2 separate regions of the Homo sapiens genome follow, and region 1 is linked to region 2. The links are chromatin contacts, found by Hi-C or POLR2A ChIA-PET in ENCODE. All regions are on one chromosome and are shown on one strand. Each heading gives the region's core, a stretch centred on a gene start or an enhancer-like site at or near the end of the contact. The rest is flanking DNA. Distances are from core to core; before and after follow the strand shown. Region 1 holds the start of ST7-AS1 (ST7 antisense RNA 1). Region 2 holds the start of CAV2 (caveolin 2).

Region 1 (3,284 bases), core at 517-3,016, 450 kb before region 2:
TTGTGGCTATAATTTCATGTCTCAAAATTAATGCCAAAGTCCTCCTCCCACCCCAGATCCTGCTACCCTCTCATAAAAACAGCAGAGAGGTGAGTGCTCTCTGTGTGCTTCCCCTTTTATCTTTCTTTATGACTGAAATGAGCATGAAACCAAACTGAAAAGTCCAGCATCATCAGGTCTTCTATCATGTGTCTAGCAAGGTACAGCCCGGATGGCACGTTCATCTTCATATTTTCGCTATCTCTTAGAACTGCCCCTACACAAATTAACAAAGGCATCTCTGAGAAATGCTAGATTTAAATTGCTAGAAGACCTAACAATGCCCTTCCTTAAGAAGTACACATTTTCCCAGTAGATATTTTGCTTCTTGCCTGATCTGCACAGAGCACTGGATGTGACACTTACACATATATACATGGGTAATTATTTAACCTGATGAAAATGTGATATACAAATGTATATCATGAAATAAAATTTTAAGTGTGTAATAAGGAGAAACATTAATATTTTAAAAACTAGTGTGTTTGAAAATCCCAAGTGCAAAAGTGTTGAAAGGTGGGACCTGTGAGTGGTAATTAGGTCATGAAGGCTCTGCCTTCAAGAATGAATTAATTTTGTTATTGAGGGAGTAGGTTTGTTATAAAAGTGAAAGTGGGCCCCCTCTTGTTTTCTCATGTTCTCTTACCCTTCCACCTTCCACCAAGGGATGACAGCAAGAAGGACCTCCCCACATGCCAGTCCCTTGATCTCAAGACTTCCCTGACTCCTGAACTACAAGAAATAAAATGTGTTCTTTAAAAATTACCCAATCTGTGGTATTCTGTTACAGCAGCACAAAACAGACTAACACTGTTACCAACAAATACGTAATTCCATTAAAACATATATTCAAACAACTTCTTAAAGGTATAGAACTTTGAGACCAGAAGGTATCCTGGAGACATACTTGTCTAAAGCGAAGAAGACAATATTGCGACAAGCAGCCATCCAAAAAGATGAAAAGCGAGAAAGCCATGGTCTTTCCGATGACAGACTCAAAAGGGCTGAGCAGCACCTATTCAAATGGTGAGACAATTCTAGAGTGCTGAATCCTATCCGCCTCCCAGGGACACGATCCCGAGGGATACTACAAAACAAATGTAAATATGAACATGAGTTCAAGTTAGTAATCAAAATACTTAAGTTAGTATCTGAAAGGTACAAGTTTCCTAACAAAATGAGTACATTATCTCAAGCGTTTTAAAAAGCGTTTTAATGCAGCTAAACACCTGAGGAAAATGCATTTCCAGACTTGCACTCCCAGAGTATGGAGATTAACAAGGGAAGATATATATGTGTACATATGTATATATCTTCAGGACTGTAAGAATTTCCCAGTACTGTGAAATTAAAATTTAAAACAAAAACAAAAACACTCTACCTTGAAATTTCCAGATTTAAAGGACTGTAACCCTTAGCTCGAAATTTACTTTGTGTTTCGGAACTCTCTGGAGTGTTAAGGCTCGTGTGTTTTCTTTGCGGGTGTTTTTTTAACGACTCAGTGGGCTGGCTCCAAGTTTGTGAAGATCCTGTTAATTACCTCCTGCATTTACCACCGACCAAGGATGGGAGGCACGCGGCACTTGCTGAGCATATGTAGCTTTACAGGGAAGGGAGACGAGCAAAGATCACTGAAAACTGCAACCGAAACCCTCAGAAATTCCAGCTCTCCCCTCTTCCCTCCGGTCCCTTCGACAATCCATTTGGTGACCTGACACGTCATCCATACACTCCCAAGAGTGCCTTCGGGAACCCCTCTCCCCACTACCCAACCAGAGAGACAGCCCCACGCCCGGCAAGACGCAACTCCGGGCCACGGAGGGCGCCGCCCGGACAGCCCGGCCGGGTCAGGGGGCTTCGCCGCCGAGCACCCTCCGGCAGCCGCCCTCGGGCCTCCGCGGCCGGGCGGGAGGGCGCCTCCCCGACCACACTTCGGCCGCTTGGCACCCACAGCCGGGAGGGCGTGAGGAAGGACTCGGTCTAACTCCGGGGAACCCTCGGAGTTCCGGCGCAGACACCCGAGGGGGTGTCCTGGGAACTCCTTCGCCCGCGACACCCGTTCTTCTCCGTCTCCCGACCACCAGCGACGCAGCAGGGCGGCTGCCGGCCCGGCCCGGCCCGCCTTGCGGGCTGTGCGCGGCGCAGCTCTTCCTCCGCGGGGCCGTGAAGGCCACCGGCCGCCCCCGCGCGCCCAGCTGCCCGGCCCCGCCGCCTAAGCCGCCGCGTTGCTGGCGGGTAGCCGCGGGCCTCCGGTGCGCGGGCCCCGGCGCGTCCCCGAGCGCGCGCCTGGCCGCGGCCCCGCGCGAGTTGCACTAACTTTCCGGGGCGGGGGAGGGGTGGGCGCCGCGGGCCCGGCTCCCAGGCCTTACCTGTGCTCAAGTTGTCGTTGATTTTCAAAGGCACCCGCAGGATGTAGACCAGGAATAGCACGATGAAGAACCACACGGTCCACAGATACGTCCAAGACCAAACTATGCAGGACTTGAGCTGCTCCAGAAAGCCCGTGGCCGCTTCAGCCATGTTTCAGCGCTCCTCTCTGCTGCCGCGGCTCTTGGTGTCTGCCGGGATGATTCACCGGCCCGGAGGCGCAGCTCGCGCCGCCGCCGCCGCCGCGGCCCGGGCGCCCCCGGAGCCCGCCCGCCGCCGGGGACGCGGGCTCGGCGGGAAATCGCGCGGGCCGCGGGCGCGCCGGCTTTTCCTTCTCCAGCCTTATTGCTAACTCTCTAAAGGTCCCTACAAGTGGCTTTCGTGGAGCGATCACGTGGCCCCTGCCCCCTCGCGTTCTGGGTCCATTTATATTTATTATGCTAATATTTAGAAAGAGAAGGCCAAGTGGCGCGCCGAAGGAAACGCCTCAGGCAGTTACAACCCGCATAAGTTGAGCGTTTACCACACGCCAGGCGCTGCTCCACGATCCGTACAATCTCATTTAACCCCTGCAACAATTCCCCACTACGATCCTCTTTCTATAGGTAGGGAAACTGAGGCTCACAGCAGCTGCGTAGTTTACCTTAAGGTGGAACCAAAATTCAATTGCAGTGGTGTATTCTGGGGTCCGAGGTCTTAAACCCTACTCTGCTCCCTTATCAGGATTCAGGCTCAGGGAATGAATAAACCCGGGACAGCTAGGAGAAGGGAGGAGGTGCGCTCCTGTCGCCGGCTAGTAGGCCTGAAGATAAATCACTCTATTCAGCAAGATTTGGGTGGCAGATGCTATTTACCTTTGTTCTGTCTCTTTGAAGCAG
Region 2 (3,619 bases), core at 522-3,021:
TTAAGATTCAGGTGGTATAGAGAAATAAAGGATAAATTGGTAACTTCTAACAATGAACACCGAGTATTTATCAGGGTGTGGCAATATCATAAAAGGTGTAAGAAAGACACGGAGGTACCTTGGGTTATACCTTTCACCAGGACTAACCTGAAGCACTAGCGTGACAACTGTTGTGATACTGGGGATGATCTGAATATTCTTCCTCTCAGATTAAAGTGGATATTTTCTAACACAACAACATTTATTGGTAAAATATGACATTTTCCATAAAAAATTTAAAAGATGCTTAAGAAAGTTCTCTACAGTTTAGGACACATTTTGAGTATGAATAGAGTTACTCAAAATATCCTATCAATATACAGTGGGCTTCCATATTTCTTTCCCCTTTAATTATATGCCACTTCCATTTGTGTTTCATCAGTGAAAAAGTAATTTGGAGGCCTTCTCATTCATTATCCCGCAGCTGGAGTTTTCATTCGTTTGTACTGGGGGGGACCCTCGCCTTAACTGCACACACCTCCCTTTCCTCTGGGTCCCATCCTTGCCATCTGCCAGGGGCAAAGTTGAAGCAGCCCCTCCACACTACTGCTTAACCAGGTCTGACATCCTCATCCAATTCTACTGTCAGCGGCATTCTGCTCAGAGATCACTTTTGTTTTACCCCAAGCACAGGCAGTGACTGAATAAAAGGCAATGAAAGAAAGAAGAGTCCTGCCCAGAACCGCAGGTACGAGTCACAACAGGGCCCCGAGAGCAGCCTGTGGTAAGAAGTGTGGCTTCCAGGTACCCGCCTCCACACTCAGCCCAGCCTTATGTATGCAAGGAAAATCACACCCCAGGAAAGACCGACATTCTTTCTCCTGTTGAAACTCCAAGCCCAAACTGTTATTCTAAAGGAAGCGCATTGCCTTTCAAGGCCTTCCAGTTCTTCCTACTGCTTGGGAACTGATGCGCGTTCCTCCTCCTGACGCCGGCCTGGGATAAGAGGAGAGTAGGGGGCAGGTGGCGGAGAATATGCCCATGTTTCAGAAAGCCGGTCCACCCGGTGTGCCCCGTCTCACCAGATGTGCAGACAGCTGAGGGTGGCAAAGAGAATTCCCGCAATGAAGGCCAGGGGAATGGCCAGGAACACCGTCAGGAACTTGTACATTACGTATTTGCTGATTTCAAAGAGGGCATGGCTGCAGATCCACACTTTGTCAAAGGAGTGCGTAGTCACCGGCTCTGCGATCACATCCTCGAAGCCCAGCTGAGGAGACAGGACGCAGGGACCCCGAACTGTCAGCCAACCTGACGCCCCGGGAACCGGGAGCGCTTTGGGCGGGGGAAGCAGGAGGGAAGGACGTGCCAGGGCGTCCGCCTCTTCTCTTAGGGTCACGGTGGGCGCACAGGAACCTGGCTAAGAATTCCTGGCTACGCGGGCGGCCTGGTGACGGGTGGGACCGGGGAAGGGTGCGGGTCTCAGACCCTGCGGGGCCGACCCGGTAGCAATGGTGGGACGGGTTAGGGCGGGGCTGAGGGGCGCCCGCACCTCCCGGCCTCAGCGGGGACTTGGGCCCGCCCGCCCCGGGCTTCACCTTGAGATGCGAGTTGAGCCGGTGGGGATCCCGGTCCTGGTCCGAGTCCGCGAACTTCTCGGGGTCGGCGTACTCGAGGCCGCTGTGGTGGCTGTAGGAGTCGTCGTCCATGAAGAGCTGTACGTCCGCCTTCTCCGTCTCCAGCCCCATCGCAGCCTTGGTGCGCGGCCGCTGCAGCCCGGCTGGCGCGGTGCGGCTCCCGGTCCGCGCGGCCTCCCCTTCCCGTAGCGCCCGGCCCCGCCCCCCCTCGCCTCGCCTAGCCCTGCGAGGCCCGGGCGGCGGCCGCTTCCCGCTGTGGGCTCCAGCTCCCAGCCCGGCCGTCCCGAGCCCCGCCCCGGCGCCCCGCCGCCCCTCCCCGCCCACCTCCCCCGCCGGGGCGCAGGGAACCGTCCCCACGAGTCACAGCCCGGGCCCTGCAGTGGGCGGCGACGCCGGCAGCTGGGACGAGGAGGGCCTCCTGGTCACCCTTCTGGGGGCCCGTACTGTCATGCCTCAGAGCTGGCAAGTCGTCCCAGGGAAGACAACGGCCTTCCTGGAGGGAGGGAACCTTGTGGTTAGGCGCATGGGGTGCGAAGCAGGTATGTGCTCACCTCCGGCTGTGTTTGCCTTGCGTGCTGCGGCTCATGGTGCTGGTATTGAGCCTCTGGGAACCTCAGCTGCCTCGTTGGCAAAATGGGGGCTGTGGCATCTGTTTCAGGGGTGTCCGTGAGAATTAAATGTTAATTTCACATAAAATTCTAACACACATGGCCCATGGCCCGTAACACACAGTGATAAACTTCCAATCAACGTTGTTGCTGCTGTCGTGAGAGGTAAGGAGCCACAATGTACCTGAGTGCTAGGTACCTGAGTGCTAGGTGACCTGCAAGTGCATGTGGAGTTGGGTAGGCGAACGCCCTGGCCCTAGAGTTTGTGCCTTCAGATCTGAGGTGTGAGGGGAGATCTGATTTTTTTTTTTTTTTTTTTTTTACTTCCTAAACTACACCGTGTGTGTGTGTGTGTGTGTGTTTGTGTGTGTGTGGCAGAGTTTCGCTCTTGTTGCCCAGGCTGGAGTGCAATGGCACGATCTCGGCTCATCGCAACCTCTGCCTCCCGGGTTCAAGCGATTCTCCTGCCTCAGCCTCCCGAGTAGCTGGGATTACAGGCATGCACCACCACGCCTGGCTAATTTTGTATTTTTAGCAGAGACGGGGTTTCCCCATGTTGGTCAGGCTGGTTTCGAACTCCCAACCTCAGGTGATCCGCCCGCCTCGGCCTCCCAAAGTGCTGGGATTGCAGGCGTGAGCCACCGCGCCCGACCTCCACCTTTTAATTTTCTTGTGAACCAGACTGTCTTGAAAGATTCAGGAACTTCTAAGATGCAGTCACATCTGTGATTATCTTGCAGGCAGCACGGAAACAGAACCCTAACACAAAGCCACATTGCAATGGATGAATTAGCCTGCTGACCACTCACGCAAAGGTTTTCAGAAGGGAGGAGTTTGCATGTTCATAAAGGGCTTTAGGGTCTGGTAGACATATACGTGTGTTTGGGGAGGAAGGGCACTTAGTGAAAATTTGCCAAAAGCAAAACAATGAGAACTAGGCTTGAGGTGCAGGTTGCTCAGAGCTCAAAGTAGGCATGTAGTAGGTATTGCTGGATACAGTGTATTTGGAGCTTGTTGAACATATCAAATCCCCTTATGTGAACTGGATTTGAAGAATTGCTTCTTCCGAAAGAAAAAAGATCATTTTTGAAACAGTAAAAATTACAGAAATAAAAAAGAACAGGAACTGAATGAGAAAAATGTTTGGGGGTGGGAGGCAAAGTTCAATATTTCTAATAATTAAAAAGTTTCCCTGCTGCTACCTCAGTATATGAAGGGCAGTGTTGTAACCCTATAGGGTGTTACAGAGTTGACTCTCATGGCTATGGAGCCCCTCCTCTCCCAGACATCACCCTGCTTACCCATTCCCTTCTTTTTTACGTATCTTTCTCATTTTTATTTATGTTCAGTCAATTCCAAAGTGATGACTTAGACATTCTACTCATTGCATTTTCT

Evidence for each region. A loop is a pair of places that touch in the nucleus more often than their neighbours do. ChIA-PET counts read pairs that join two places held with the same protein, here RNA polymerase II (POLR2A). Pooled maps may share reads with other maps.
Region 1: a map of K562 shows a loop between it and region 2 (2.1-fold over the local background). The contact joins the promoter of ST7-AS1 here to the promoter of CAV2 in region 2. A Hi-C loop is called at or near these places in 1 of 168 maps with a recorded cell type or tissue (K562) and 2 of 50 pooled maps. POLR2A ChIA-PET finds 5 or more read pairs at or near these places in 1 of 52 experiments (PC-3).

What each region holds. Positions count from the first base shown.
Region 1 is chr7:116,952,816-116,956,099 of GRCh38, reverse strand. ST7-AS1 (ST7 antisense RNA 1) reads left to right here and starts at 1,766. Exons shown (of 1, transcript NR_002330.1): 1 at 1,766-3,284. ST7 (suppression of tumorigenicity 7) reads right to left here and starts at 2,599. Exons shown (of 16, transcript NM_001369598.1): 1 at 2,409-2,599. The coding sequence starts at 2,559. ST7-OT4 (ST7 overlapping transcript 4) reads right to left here and starts at 2,252. Exons shown (of 5, transcript NR_002329.2): 1 at 1,991-2,252; 2 at 1,421-1,639; 3 at 947-1,126. RefSeq lists silencers at 1-246, 1,844-2,143, 2,204-2,403, 2,614-2,683 and enhancers at 1,605-2,528, 2,944-3,053.
Region 2 is chr7:116,497,890-116,501,508 of GRCh38, reverse strand. CAV2 (caveolin 2) reads right to left here and starts at 1,771. Exons shown (of 3, transcript NM_001233.5): 1 at 1,578-1,771; 2 at 1,062-1,249. The coding sequence starts at 1,727. CAV2-DT (CAV2 divergent transcript) reads left to right here and starts at 1,993. Exons shown (of 3, transcript NR_188012.1): 1 at 1,993-2,155. RefSeq lists silencers at 1-14, 1,799-1,888 and enhancers at 2,069-2,208, 2,255-2,756.